Regions from separate parts of the Homo sapiens genome. Here region 2 is linked to region 1. The links are chromatin loops, found by intact Hi-C in ENCODE. Cell type or tissue: endothelial cell of umbilical vein. All regions are shown on one strand.

What was found. Peaks named below come from ENCODE experiments on the same cell type or tissue, not always from the same donor. Only the 100,000 strongest peaks of a DNase experiment are listed, where the experiment ranks them.
Region 2: it touches region 1 in a loop (8-fold over the local background); 3 of 110 quality-filtered maps call a loop at or near these places.

Annotation. Positions count from the first base shown.
Region 1 is chr16:23,419,195-23,427,194 of GRCh38, forward strand. It overlaps COG7 (component of oligomeric golgi complex 7), which reads right to left. Exons shown (of 17, transcript NM_153603.4): 7 at 5,555-5,753. Among named protein-coding and RNA genes, the nearest start is that of COG7, 30 kb to the right of the region's middle. RefSeq lists an enhancer at 5,074-5,619. In endothelial cell of umbilical vein, no CTCF peak of the experiment used is centred here; a DNase peak (open chromatin) is centred at 4,447; H3K27ac peaks cover 2,315 bases.
Region 2 is chr16:23,130,237-23,138,236 of GRCh38, forward strand. All of the region lies in intron 1 of USP31 (ubiquitin specific peptidase 31), which reads right to left. Among named protein-coding and RNA genes, the nearest start is that of USP31, 15 kb to the right of the region's middle. In endothelial cell of umbilical vein, no CTCF peak of the experiment used is centred here; DNase peaks (open chromatin) are centred at 1,785, 2,215, 3,025 and 4,155; H3K27ac peaks cover 4,262 bases.

The DNA.
Region 1 (8,000 bases):
CAGAAGTTTGAGACCAGCTTGACCAACATGGAGAAACCGAAACCTTGTCTCTACTAAAAATACAAAATTAGCTGGGCATGGTGGCACATGCCTGTAATCCCAGCTACTCGGGAGGCTGAGGCAGGAGAATCACTTGAACCTGGGAGGTGGAGGTTGTGGTGAGCTGAGATCACACCATTGCATTCCAGCCTGGGCAACAAGAGCGAGACTCCATCTCAAAAAAAAAAAAAAAGATAACCCTCATCAAGGTCAGGTTCAAGAATTGCCACAGAGGCTGGGCTCGGTGGCTCACACTTGTAATCCCAGCACTTTGGGAAGCGGAGGTGGGCGTATCACCTGAGGTCAGGAGTTTGAGACCAGCCTACCCATTATGGTGAAACCCGATCTCTACTAAAAATACAAAAATTAGCCGGGCGTAGTGGCGGGCACCTGTAATTCCTGCTACTCGGGAGGCTGAGGCAGGAGAATTGCTTGAACCCAGGAGGTGGAGGTTGTAATGAGCCAAGATCATGCCACTGCACTCCAGCCTGGGTGACAGAGTAAGACTTCATCTCAAAAAAAAAAAAAAAAAAAGAACTGCCACAGAGAAAAGGCAATACAGGAAGAACAATTCCCATGCCACATGTTCCTAGGACTTCCTAGAAACAGAATACCCCCACTGGCAGGTCGTGGTGGCTCACACGTGTAATCCCAGCACTTTGGGAGGCCGAGGTGAGCGGATTTCTTGAGGTTAGGAGTTTGAGACCAGCCCTGGCCAATACTGTGAAACCCCATCTCTACTAAAAATACAAAAAAAATTTAGCTGGGCATGGTAGCATGCATCTGTGGTCCCAGCTACCTGGGAGGCTGAGGCAAGAGAATTCCTTGAACCCGGGAAGCTGAGATTACACCACTGCACTCCAGCCTGGGTGACAGAGCGAGAGTCCGTCTCAAAACAAAAACAAAAAACAAAAGGATACCCCATAGCCCAGGCATTCCAAAAATTCCTACGTTCAACCACATAAAAATGTAAAACACGCTGTATCAGAATGTAAATGTGCATATTCTACAACACAGTAATTCAATTCCTGAAAATCATCTCAAAGAAATCAACAAATACACAGAGACAGAAGGATGTTCATGGAAACATGGCTCAGAATCAGAAAGCTTTGGACACAGTCTCAACAGGGGATTAGTAAATGTAATAGCCTACTTACTGGTATCCTCACATCCTTCTGGTCCCCTCCTTCAGCTAGTTTTATTATTACTTCTACAGCCTCATCCTCCTTCCCTCTTCCTCTAGCTCCCAGCCTTCTCTCAGTTCCTAAAAGCTTCCTTCTGTTCACATGCTGATCCTCTGTCTGGAAGGACCGGCTTCGTCCCTTCCCCTCTTTATCTAGTTAACTCCTACTTCTCCTTCAATACTCACTCAGCTAAAGTCTGCTGCTCTTGATTTCTGGCACCAATTTTACAAGGTTTTGTAGAGATTAGGTAAAGTAATGTGGGTCTAACATGGTAATAATCAAATCTGCACATGTATAGAATCCAAAGTGTTATTTCTTTTTTCTTCTTCTTTTCTTTTTTCTTCGAGACAGGATCTCACTCAGTTCCCCAGACTAAGGTGCAGTGGTCCAACCACAGGTCACCATTGCCTTGGCCTCCCAGGCTCAAGAGATCTCCCCACCCCAGCCTCCTGAGTAGCTAGTACTACAGGTGTATGCTACTATACCTGGCTAATTTTTTTTTTTTTTTTTTTTTTTTGTAGAGATGGGGTATATGTTTCCAGAGCTGATCTTGAACTCCTAGAATCAAATGACTCCCTCACCTTGGCCTCCCAAAGTGCTGAGATTACAGGTGCGAGCCCCCATGCCTGGCCCAAAATGCTGTTTCTGAATGGTGAGTTGAGAATGATTTCTTTTTCCTTCCTTGTTTTTTCCTAGATTTTTCTATAATGATAAAGTCAACCTAAATTTTTAAAAATTTACTTTATATTGCATAATCTTTTATATTTTGAATTGTATTAGGTACATGTATTAACTATTAAAATAATAGAAAAAATGTTAAGGGTAAAATTAAAAGTTAGGCAATATATTTACAACATATTTGATAAGCAATGGTAAAAATTCCTCACTATATAAGGATCTTTCAGGAATATGCACCAAATTTGTAACAGTGGTTAAAGTGGGATTATAGGAGAGTTATTTTGTGTCACAGATTTCTATATCATTAATTCTTATAATACATATTTTGTTGCTTTTTATAATATATTTAATAATATATTATTTTAAATAAATTGCTCTTATAAATTAACCAGAAATAGGTTAAACTCCCAAACAGAATAACAGGCTAAAGAATAAGCAATTCAAAAGAGAAAAGATACTTTTTATCATGTAACTTTCAAACTTGCTAATAACCAAAGTGAAAAACTAAAATGGCATATCAGTAATTGTCTAAGAACCTGGCAATGACAGGAGAAAAAAAGAATCTAGTGCTGGTGAGGGGATGGCAACACAGGCACCTTCGTTCACTACTGATAGATACAAAAACAGGTCTAAAGAACAAAATGTGTCAGGAGGCTGAGGAAGGAGAATGGCATGAACCCAGGAGGTGGAGGCTTCAGTGAGCCGAAATTGTGCCACTGCACTCCCGCCTGGGCAACAGAGTGAGACTCCATCTCAAAAAAAAAAAAAAAAAAAAGAACAAAATGTGACAAGTATCTTCAAAGTTTTCATTTCTGAGCAACTGCAAATTTAAACTTATCCTAAGGAATAATCGGAGCTAGGCTCAAAAACTAATGTATAAAACAGTTCATTATAGTTTTATATATCATAGTGATTAAAAATGGTAGTAAATTGGCCAGGTGTGGTAGCTCACACCTGTAATCCCAGCACTTTGAGAGGCCAAGGCAGGAGAATCACTTGAGCCTAGGAGTTTGAGATCAGCCTGAGCAAAATAGGAAGACCCTGTCTCTACAAAAAATTTTTAAAAATGAGTCAGCCTTGGTGGCATGTGCCCGTGGTCTCAACTACTCAGGAGACTGAGTTCAGAGAATCACTTGAGCCCAGAAGGTTCAAGGCTACAGTAAGCTGTGATAGTGTCACTGCACTCTAACCTGGGCGACAGAGCAAGACCCTGTCTCAAAAAAACAAAAAAAAAATAAAGACAACAAAACTATGTCTTAGGAAAACATTTAATGACATAAGAAAATGCCCATTATATTATTTTGAGCATTTCAAAAAATGAAAATATAAGACTGTCTACAACCAATATTTTAAGATATTTTGTATATATTATATAACATATATTATTACATGTAAATATATAAAAGTATTTAATATATTTAATATGTTATGTATTTATTACATAATATTTATATGGTAGATATTAAGTATATTAATATTTGTGAACAATGTATATTTATATTTGTATTACTGGAAGCAAATAATGTTGTTGGTGGCTCTGACTGATGAGTTTATGGATTGTTCTTGCTCTCTTTTTATTTTTGTGTGTGTTTCCAAAAAATTTTTAAGTTAAAAGAAAAACTAAAACTCTTTTGGAAAACCTCAGGGAGAATCATTAGTAATCTAGGTCAGGTGTGGTGGCTTACACCTGTAATCTCAGTACTTTGGGAGGCCAAGATGGGTGGATTGCTTGAGGCAAGGAGTTTGAGACCAGCCTGGCCAACATGGTGAAACCTCGTCTCTACTAAAAATACAAAAAAATTAGCCAGGTGTGGTAGTGTGTGCCTGTAATCCCAACTACTCAGAAGGCTGAGGCAGGAGAATTGCTTGAACCTGGGAGGCAGAGGTTGCAGTGAGCCAAGATCACGCCACTGCACTCCAGCCTGGGCAACAAAGCAAGTCTCTGTCTCAAAAAAAAAAAAAAAAAAAATGAAATCTAAAGTCCCAGCCAGGCATGGTGGCTCACACCTGCTGTAATCCCAGCACTTCAGGAGGCTGAGGCGGGTCGATCACCTGAGGTCATGAGTTCGAGACCAGCCTGGCCAACATGGCGAAACCCCATCTCTACTAAAAAATACAAAAATTAGCCTGGTGTGGTGGCACACACCTGTAGTCCCAACTATTCAGGAGGCTGAGGCAGGAGAATTGTTTGAACCCAGGAGGTGGAGGTTACAGTGAGCCAAGATCACACCGCTGCACTCCAGCCTGGGCGAGAGTGAGACTCGTCCCATGGCTGACTAGCAAAGCACTTCCAGATCTGTCTCAAGGGTGGTTCTCTTCCCCACTACATCCATCCCCAGGGGAAGGATGCAGCCATTCCTTGCTCCACCTTCGTCCCACTGTGCTGCAGCAACTCGCCTTAGCCCAGCTCTCTCAACTCTCCTTAGCCACTTCCACAAAGGCATCACGGTCCCTTGGAAGCTTCCCCATCCACTGGGCCTTTCCCATAACTAAGGCCTGACCTGTGAGCATGCCAAAAACACCGATGAGTCATCAGGAATCCGAACAATAAACACACTCCCTGGAACGTACAAGGCAATTATACACAGATGTAATTAAAGAGAAGAACTATTAAATAAACCAAGTCAGTGACACACAGCCGCCGAACAGCAGAACAAGGCCTTCCTGAAGCAATTTCCTGATTTGACAGCAACATGCGTCACGGGGTCTGTGTTCTTTAAAAATTTATAAAGCTTTTAACATAGACGGGAAAGAGCTTGGAGAGCATCACACACCAGGCACTGTTTACCCAAATGGGAGTAAGGGGTGCTCTGCTCTCAGTCGGCCACCGGGGAAAGCCCATTTTCTCTACAACCACCTGTAGTCCTAACACAGCTCCCCTGCCCTGGGACACTTGCTGTTGCTCCTTCAAAAAGCCCCTGTAGGCTGGGCACAGTGGCTCATGCCTGTAATCCCAGCACTTTGGGAGGCCGAGGCGGGCAGATCACCTGAGGTCAGGAGTTCGAGACCAGCCTCAACATGGAGAAACCCAATCTCTACTAAAAATACAAAATTAGCCAGGCGTGGTGCTGCATGCCTGTAATTCCAGCTACTTGGGAGGCTGAGGCAGGAGAATTGCTTGAACCTAGGAGGTGGAGGTTGTGGTGAGCCAAGATCGTACCATTGCACTCCAGCCTGGGCAACAAGAGCGAAACTCCATCTCAAAAAAAAAAAAAAAAAAAAAGCCCTTGTAGCCTGTTTGTTCTCTAAAACTGACTTTTGAGGTTGAAATGTCTGAGGCTTCGTGATGACTTCAAAGGATAAGCACACTTGCCTCCTGGTGTAATCTGCCGCCAACTCTTTGCCATAACATCTACCTGCCTCACTGTGATGCCTCTTTTATATCCCAAGCCCCACAGAGGTGTCCATCACTTCCCCAGAGCATGTAAGGCACCCAGGCAGCACTGGAGCCAGGCAAAGATATTAAACAACTATTTCCTTGATGGCAATGTTTTTTCATGGAAAAGCCCTCCACATCTGCTGAGAAGGAAAACACCGATCCCTTCCATTTCTGTAAAATCAGTCATCTGAAAAGGCAAACAAATCCAGGCCCCAGAAGCTTCAGAAAGAGCGAGTAAAGACAAGCTAGAGAACTGGCAGGAAGGAATGTTTACGTAGGTGGGGGAGCAGTGCCATCTCCAAGCCCTTGGCGAAGTGGGCGGTGGCGTCGTAGAACTCCAGCAGCCTGGTGAGCTCCTGCTCGGGCCCTGCCCTCTCCACGCCGTTGCTGAGGCAGGAGGGCAGCGAGGGCATGAGGGCCCCCAGGGTCTGAATCAGCAGCACCATTACCACCTCGTGGGGCTTCTGGAAAACCTGCAGTGAGAGAGAGGTGTACCTGCCTTAGCACATGGAGCCAAATAGGAGCCCACCTTTTTTAAAAAACTTTTTTGAGATGCCAGGCACGGTGGCTTATGCCTATAATCCCAGCACCTTGGGAGGCCAAGGAAGGTGGATCACTTGAAGCCAGGAGTTCAAGACCAGCTTGGCCAACACGGCAAGACCCTGTCTCTACTAAAAATACAAAAATTAGCCGGGTGTGATGGCGCATGCCTGTAATCCCACCTATTCGGGAAGCAGAGGCAGGAGAATCACTTGAACCCGGGAGGTGCAGGTTGCAGTGAGCCAAGACTGTGCCACTGCACTCTAGCCTGGGTGACAGAGCGAGACTCTGTCTCAAAAAAATAAAAATTAAAATTAAAAATTAAAAACTTTTTTGAGACAGGGTCTCACTCTGCCACCCAGGCTGAAGTGCAGTGGCATAATCATAGCTCACTGCAGCCTTTAACTCCCAGGCTCAAGTGATCTTCCCACCTTAGCCTCCCAAGTAGCTGATACTACAGGAACACTACCACACCTGATTAATTTTTTATTTTATTTTATTTTTTTGTAGAGACGGGGTCTCACTATGTTGCCCAGGCTAGTCTCAAACTCCTAGCCTCAAGTGATCCTCCTTCCTCAACTTCCCAAGGTGTTGGGATTACAGGTGTGAGCCACATCACCTTTTAAAGAAGTATAACTTTTAAAGAAGCTATCTCCTGGGTCATCTCAAAAGGATCTCCCCTGATAGATGAAAAGTGATCTAGTTTAGAGCTATAAGCCCAAAGTTTTCCTCATGGCAAATGTGAACATGCTCAGAAAGTAAACTGGCAAGACTTGGAACTTGCAACTTGCCTAGAACAACTGGCAAGTTCATGTCTATCAGTGGCCCCAAGTGTCTAGTTATTTTCAAATCTAACGAACACATTCATGTGGCATTTTTTTGATGGTCACCAAAAATTAACTAGAGAGAGGACTATGGGCCAGGTGTGGTGGCTCATGCCTGTAATCCCAGCACTTTTGGAGGCCTAGGTAGGTGGATCACTTGAGGTCATGAGTTCGAGACCAGCCTGACCAACATGGTCAAACCCCGTCTCTGCTAAAAATACAAAAAAATTAGCTGGGCATGGTGGTGCACGACTGTAATCCCAGCTACTTGGGAGGCTGAGGCAGGAGGATTGCTTGAACCTGGTAGGCAGAGATTGCAGTGAGCTGAGATGTTGCCACTGCACTCCAGCCTAGGTGACAGAGCAAGACTCTGTCTCAAAACAAAAGAAACAAAGAAAAGAGAAGAACTGTAAACCAACATGCCTTATGAATACACATGTAAACATCTTCAAGAAAACACTAGTAAGCTGAGTTCAGCAGCATATTAAAAAACATTGTACACCATGATCAAGTAGGATTCACCCAGGAATGTGAGAATGGTTAAACTAAACAAAAATGGATCAAGGCCGGGCACAGTGGTGGCTCAGCCCTGTAATCCCAGCACCTGGGAGGCCAAAACAGGAGGATCACTTGAAGTTAGGAATTTGAGACCAGGCTCAAAAAATAAAAATATTATAAATCTCTAATTTTTTAAAATGAATCAATGTAATACACCACATTAACAGAATGAAGGGAAAATACATGATCATCTCAATTAATGCAGAAAATATATTTGACAAAATTCCATACCCTTCATGAGAAAAACACTAAACTAGGAATAGAAGGAAACTTCCTCCACATAATAAAGGCCATATATGAAAACCCACAGCTAACGTGATACCCATTGGTAAGAGATGGTAAGAACAGGAACAAGATAAGGATGCCTGCTTTTGCCACTCTATTCAACAAAGAACCAGAAGTCCTAGCCAGAGCAATTGGACAAAAAAAAAAAAAAAAAAAGAAAGAAAGAAAGAAAGAAAGAAAAGGCATCCAAATTGAAAACAAGAGTTATCTCTGTTCACAGATGACATTATTTTATGTGTAGAAAATCTTAATCCACAAAATACTTTTAGAGTTAATAAATTCAGGACAAGTGCAGAGTGGCTCATGCCTCTAATCCCAACACTTTGGGAGGCTAAGGTGGGAGGATCGCTTGAGCCTAGGAGTTTGAGACCAGCCTGGGCAACAAAGTAAGATCCTGTCTCTACAAAAAATGTTCAAAAATTAGCCAGGTGTGGTGGTGTGCACCCGTAGTCCCAGCTACTGGGGAGGCTGAGGTAGGAGAATTACCTGAGCCCAGGAAGTGGAGGCTGCAGT
Region 2 (8,000 bases), 290 kb before region 1:
AGGAAAACATGTAATTTCAAGTAAACTTTAATAAGATTCATCTGGCAGCAACCAAAACTATCAATTAGGCCAGGCGTGGTGGCTCACGCCCATAATCCCAGCATTTTGGGAGGCCAAGATGGGAGTATCACTTGAGGCCAGGAGTTCGAGCCCAGCCTGGTCAACAAAGTGACACCCCCCCCCCAACTAATATTTTTTAATATAATAAAATTTTAAAAAAGAAAAACTACCAATTAGAAAGGACAGAGTTTAGCAACAGCGGAGGGGCTAGAAGGCTACTGCAATTGTGTGACTGAGACATAATGAGGGCCGGAACTACAGGAGTTGGAATTATGTGCAAAGACAAATGCTTTCTCTCAAAGCAATCCCCTCTCCCTGCTGAAAGACTCCCCTAGGGAGTCTTCCACCACCAACTCTAGACACACTACAGTTTGTCAGCCCAGAAATTACATGATATCCTAGGTTTCCAGAATGACACGTAAACATAAAATCCTAGGTGTGGTCTGACAGGAACAGCACTATCACCCACCACCCCAGATCAAGATACTTCTTTGAAGGTAGCATAAAAACCTTAAACATTTTTGGCAGATACATCAGCGTAAGTCACGTGCTAGTAACACACCCAGGTCCTTTCACATAGGTGCTATGGGGTAGTTAGTTCATTTTTGGATCCAAATGCAAGATGCAGGATTCTATTCCATTTTAGCTGTTAATTTTAATTAAAGATCTTAACGGACCTGCATTCTCTAACTTGGAGTATACGCTATACCCGTCAAGACATTTAGAAATTCAGCTGGGCGCTGTGGCTCACACTTGTAATCCCAGCACTTTAGAAGGCCAAGGTGTGAGGATCACTCAAGGCCAGTAATTTGAGACCAGTCTGGGCAACATACCCCATCTCACAAAAAAATACAAAAATTATCCAGGCATGGTAGTGTGCACCTGCAGTTCTAGCTATTCGGGAGGATGAGGCAAGAGGATCTCAAGCCCTGCAATTCAAGGCTGCAGTGAGCTATGATCATGCCACTGCACTCCAGGCTGGGCGACAGAGCAAGACTGTCTAAAAATAGTAACAAATTAAAGTTGTATTTTATTTTAGTTTTGTAGACACAGGATCTTGTTATGCTGCCCTGGCGGTCTTGAACTCCTGGGCTCAAGCAATCCTCCACCCTCAGCCTCCCAAAGTGCTGGGATTACTGTCATAAGCCACCATGCCCAGCCAAATTTTTGTAGAAGACATTTACAAATTCAATTAATATACCTAGGTTAGGTCCTCATCCAACTCACAGGCAAAAATGTTGTTGGGGACAGGATCAAACACAGAAACCTGTTGTGTCACTAGAGTACCAAAGGACTGAAATGAGCAAGCAGTAAAATGAGTGTAGCAATGAATGGGAGGGCATTTGATGCTGAAGAACTCTAATGAACCATAAAAGGCACATGGAACCTGCCATCATCAGCTTGCTTTTCTCTCTGGGCTTGTGTACATGAATTCACTTTGTAAATGATATGGCCCTACACAAATAAGCGGCATTTCCATCACTGTGATTATTATTGTTTCTTAAATCTCCTGACAATCAGATGGCTCTCTGCCTTGCTCTTCAAGATCAAAAGAATACCAAGAATTAAAGCCAAAACATATACTGAGCTAGTGATGTGTTTACAAAGAAGGGGTCCTTCCAGTAGAAGCAGATACCAACAAAGGCATTTCCTGACCAGTCCTATGAAATCTTCTAAAGCGTCAACTGTTTATTTGTGGACACACTGTTTGCTACCATCCGAACCCAACAGCTGGAGGGAAGAAGCAACAGATGTTCAGTGACTGGCCAATTGCTCTAGGAACTGCCACAGTCCATGGCTTAAAACAATGATTTCTAAATAGAGAAAGATCACAATCAAACGAAAGACAAGATATCCCGACGTGCTCCACTGCAAAAATGTTGTTTGTTAAACATAAAAGGTCATTTGAGGAACAGCCAATGAACAATTAATTAGCAGAGCAAACAATAATATTTTTGAAGGAAGAAGCAACAGAGGACATAACTTTAAATTACTGAATTTTGAATGATTTATTTTCCCCTACTAAATATAAAAGGTTTTTTTTTTTTTTTGTGGAAACTATGAGGTCATTGTTTTCCAGAGTCTTTACTATAGGAAACAGCTGTGGGGACTACACAAACAGAGAACACTGCCTTATTTAGTAGCCCCTCATTGTGACGAGTGTATAGATGGGGACAGGAAAAATCCATCAAGCCACGCACAAATAGAACAAAAGTAGCAGAGTCAAACTAAAAACTTTAAGTCACACAAAGGAAGACATAAAACAACTAACTCAGGAAAAGCATCTATATGATTACAGCTGTTATCTTGATTTAAGAGATAGTTCCATGTTTAGACTAGATCAGTTCCTTTCTACATGGGTCACCAAAAACTTAAATGATTCACATTGCACAGTACCTGAAAATGGTAACATTCAATAAATATAGCTTTTAATAAAAGTTTTCTTGGGATTCTTAGGTTCAAATACTGTATGACCCAACCAAAACGAAACTTATCCACCCACCTCCAGAATGGCTTTCCATTTTATTTTTCCAATCGTCAAGAGTGCCATCCCCAAACACCGTTTTAAAACCTCTACGTTATTTTCATCTCCTCCTCCTTATCCACTCTTCACACACCCATAAAGCTGCCAAACACTGTCAACACTGCTTCTAACATACATTTTTATAAGCTCAAAAGTCAGAAGAAAGCAGCAAGAGACAAAGAAAAGAAAGTAAGTGAATCCAGCCCAATCCACTATGAAGCATGTGACTGCCCCCCTACAGTATCACCCAAGACTCTGCTTAAGCTTGTGTGATGATAGGAAAAATACTATTATGTGAGGCAACTCATCCTATTTTCAGACAACCTGCTCATAAATCCTGTATACGAGGCCCGCCATTTCCTTTTCTAATTTCTCCTCTCCCCTCTCAAAGCTTAAAGCCCAAGAGTAATCACAGTCCTCAAGTGAGGTCTGACCCAAGCCCACGACAGAACTGGCCCACCACCAGCACATCTACATTTATAACATCAGAGGCTGGGGCTGGCTGCTCTGCAAGCTGTCTTTGGTTGTGCCACGTTCCTCTCAGATTAATCAACACGTTGTGCACCTCCTACAAGCCAGGCACAGAGATTCGATGTTGAATAAGACATAATCACTGCACATGAGGGAGTTGGGGGGAGACGGCAATGGATTTAGGAAACCGAATCATTTTGCCTCTGAGACTGATTTTTATATGTTTTTAAACAGTTCATACAACATGGGGATTATCTGATCCTTGGAAGAATGTATGAAAAAATCCATCCAATCCTGCTACCCTTTGAGGGAACAGGCAGTTCTTTAATAGCTTTCCATTTCTTCCTCAGTTATCGGTCAATTCAGGCTTTCCTACTATAGCATTTTTAGTTGATATTTTGTGGAAAGTTGTTGATTTTATCAGTGACAGGCAGGCATTCAGCAAACGTGGTTACCTGCCCCAAATTAATGCATATATTTAAAATTAAAATTCACACAGATTGGCCAGGCGCAGTGGCTCATGCCTATAATCTCAGCGCTTTGGGAGGAAGAGATGGGCAAATCACTTCAGCCCAGAAGTTCAAGGCCAGCCTGGGCAACATGGCAAAACCCATCTCTACAAAAAAATAACAAAAGTTAGCCAGGCGTGGTGGCATGCACCCGTAGTCCAAGCTACTCGGGAGGCTGAGGTGGAAGGACCACTTGAGCCTGGGAGGTCAAGGCTGCAGTGAGCCAATATCATGCCACTACACTCCGGCCTGGGCAACACAGTGAGACCCTGTCTCTCTCTCTCTCTCTCACACACACACACACACACACACACACACACACAAATCGAACAGATTACTTTGTTTTTGAAACTTGACAAAATGATTCTAAAATTTAGAGAAACTTTAAGTAGCATGAGAAAGAAGAATAAGCAACAATAACACTAAACAGCACCAGTAAAAGAATTGATGAAACAGAATACAAAATTCAGAAATAAACCGTAACTCTAAATACAGAGAAACCTTTTGTAAATAAGCAGGATGATCATAAGGTTGGAGTAACAATGGTAACAACATCAGTTAGCTCTCAGTGAGCCCTGATGGCATGCCAGGCCCCCTGCCAAGTTTTTCTCTCATTTGTTTTCAAAACAGCCTTATGAAACAGATATACTCTTATCTCCACTTTACACATGAGGAAATTAAGCCCAAAGAGTTAAGTGCCAAAGGTCTCGAGGCTAGCAAGTGGTGCAGCCAGGATTTGAACACTAACCACTCACTATACTACACGAGATGGGAAATACCAAACCTTAAAGGAAATCCTCACTGTACACATTCACCAAAGTAAACTCCATATTCTAAAGAGGTAAATATTTTAGAACACAGTAGAAACAAAGCTAAAAAAAAAAAAAAAAGAAAGAAAGAAAGAAAAATTATCCTATATACAAGAATACCATTTTCAGCTATATAGTAACAAAAGCAGTAAGGGAAAAGGTCAGGTTAAAAAATATAAATTAAAACTTTCTGTAATATACAAAAGTACCAAACTAAAAGAGGAAGAGAATGAGGGAAATATTTTTATCAAATGTACCAAATGTTTAAAGTTGTTACCTTATACACACACACACACACACACACACATATTCTATAGAGAGCTCTTATAAAGTTTAAAAATCAAAAACAGTCTTCAAAATCTAAATAGACATCATAACCAAATGGGATTTATTTCTGGAATGAAAGGACGTTCAACATATGAAAATTGATCGTAACATTAACAAAATAATGAGAAAAAAGCAAACCATGATCATCTCAGTTGATGCAGAAGAAAGCATTTGACAAAATTCAACACTCTTTCATGATTTAAAAAAAAAAAAAAAAAACACTCAACAAATTGGGAATACAAGGAAACTTCCTCAACATGATAGAAGCACCATATAAAAAAGCCCCCAGCTAACATCATACTGAATGGTCAAAGACTAAAAGCTTTTCCTCTAAGCTCAAGAAACAAGACAAGGATGCCTACTTTTACCACTTCTATTCAACATAGTATGAAAAGTTCTAGCCAGAGCAATTAGGCAAGAAAAAGAAACAAAAGCCATTAAAAATGAAAAGGAAGAAGAAAAATGATCTCTTTTCACAAATGACATGATCTTGTATGTAGAAACACCTAAAGATTCCACACCAAAATCTGTTAGCACTAATAAATTCAGCAAATTGCAGGATACAAAATCAACATGCAAAAATCAATTGCACTTTTATATACTAGTAATGAACAATCCAAAAATAAAACAAAATAATTCCATTTACAATAGCATCAACAAGAATAAAATACTTAGGAATAAATTTAACCAAGGAAGGAAAAAAACAGTACACTGAAAACCACAAAACATAGTTGAAAGGAATTAAAGACATAAATAAATGGAAAGACATCCCATCTTCATGGCTTAAAAGACTTAATATTGTTAAGATGACAATATTACCCAAATCAATCTACATATTCAAGGCAATCTCTGTCAAAATCCTAACAGCATCTTTTGGAAGAAATAGAAAAGTCCATCCTAAAATTAATATGGAATAATCTCAAGACACTGAAGCAAAACAATCTCGAAAAAGACAAAATTGAAGGACTCACACTTCCTGATTTCAAAACTTACTACTGTACACAGCTACAGCAATGAGAACAGTGGGGTAAAGATACATAAAGATAATGCCTAATAAAAACGGACATATAAATCAATGGAATAGAACACAGAGTCAAGATATAAACCCTCGCATATATGATCAATTGATTTTCAACAAGGGTACCAAGATCATTCAACAGGGAAAGCACAATTTTGTCAACCAGGGTATAGTCCTGGGAAAACTGGACAGCCACATGCAAAAGAATAAAGTTGGACCCTTACCAAAAATTAATACAAAAATTAATTCAAAATGGATCAAAAACCTAAACATAAGAACTAAAACTATAAAACTCTCAGAAGAAAACATAGAGGCTTTATGACACTGGATTTGGCAATGATCTATTGAATATGAACAAAAGCACAGGCAACAAAAGAAAAACTAGAAAAAGTGGACGTCATCAAAATTAAAAACTTGGCTGGGCACGGCGGCTCACACCTGTAATCCCAGCACTCTGGGAGGCCGAGGTGGGTGGATCACCTGAGGTCAGGAGTTCGAGACCAGCCTGGCCAACATGGTGAAACCCCGTCTCTACTAAAAATACAAAAAATTAGTTGGGCGTGGTGGTGGGCGCCTGTAATCCCAGTTAACCAGGAGGCTGAAGCAGGAAAATTGCTTGAGCCCAGGAGCCGGAGGCTGCAGTGAGCTAAGATCGTGCCACTGCACTCCAGCCTAGGCAACAAAGCAAGACTTCATCTCAAAAAAAAAAAAAAAACTTTTGTGCCTGAAAAGGCACTACCAAGAGAGTGAATGACAGAGTGGAAGGTAATAGCTGCTATTCATATATCTGATAAGAAATTAACATCTAGAATATATAAAGAACTCTTAACAATTCATCACCACCACTAACAAAAAACTAATTCAAAAATTAGCAAAGACCTGAATAGACATTTCTCCAAAGATATACAAATGAACTATATGCACTTGAAAAGTGCATCATTATTCATTAGGAGAATGTAAATCAAAACCACAATGAGGCCTAGTGTGGTGGCTCATGCCTGTAATCCCGGCACTTTGGGAGGCCAAGGCGGGTGGATCACTTGAGCCCAGGAGTTCAAGACCAGCCTAGGCAACAAGGTAAAACCCCATCTCTACAAAAACACAAAAATTAGCCAGGCATAGTGGCACGCACCTGTAGTCTGAGCTACTCAGGGGAACTGAAGCAAGAGGATCCCTTGATCCCAGGAGGTTGAGGATGCAGTGAGCCATTACTGAACCACTGCACTCCAACCTGAGTGACAGAGCAAGACCCTGTCTCAAACAAACAAACAAAAAAAACAATGCGATACCACTTTACACCCACTAGGATGGCTATAATCAAAAACAAATGGAAACTAACAAATGTTGGTGAAGATGCAGAAAAATCAGAACCCTCATCCATTATTGGTGAGAATGTAAAATGGTGCAGTTAGTGGAAGATAGTTTGACAGTCCCTCAAAAAGTTAAACATAGAATTATATGATCTGAAAAAAGTGAAAACAAGAACTCAAACAGATTCAAGAAAACAAGAACTCAAACAAGAACATTTGTAATACTGTTTAATGTTTTATGATTTATATGGTGGTATCACATTGATAAGTGATAATTTACTTATTCTGTCCTCTTCCTTTGGACGTTTTCCTCCCTACATAATATAACACATGACATATATATATGTGTTATACATATATATATATACATATAACATAACACATGCGACATAATATAACACATGAGAAATCAAAAAGATGTCCATACGTTTTTGATGTTCTAAGTATATGTCTGGAAATGTATCCTAAAGAAACAATCCAACAAAGCAAAAAGTTATTAACACGATTCATGTTCATTATAGTAAAACAAACAAACAAAAAAAAGAGTAGGGAGGAAAACGTCCAAAGGAAGAGGACAGAATAAGTAAATTATCACTTAGCAAAGTGATATCATATAAATCATTAAACAGTATTACAAATGTTCTTTAGAAACATGTAAAAAATGTTTTACAAGTTGCATTTAAAAATCATAATCCAAAGTGGTCTGACCAGAATAACAACCATATAAAATATCGTAAGCGGACAAGAAGTACAAAAATGTAAATCAATGGCACCTTAGGGCAACGTGTTCCAGAGTAAGAGCATGTATGTCACACTGCCCTAAGTTCAAGTTGAAGCTCTGCCCCTGCAAATGTGTAAAGAACCAAACTAGGTCAAATCAGAATGACAGATTTAGTGCTAGTTTACATCGTTGGTTGGGAAGACATTTTTTAAAAATCTCAGAATTGGAGTGTTATAACAAATAGAAATCTC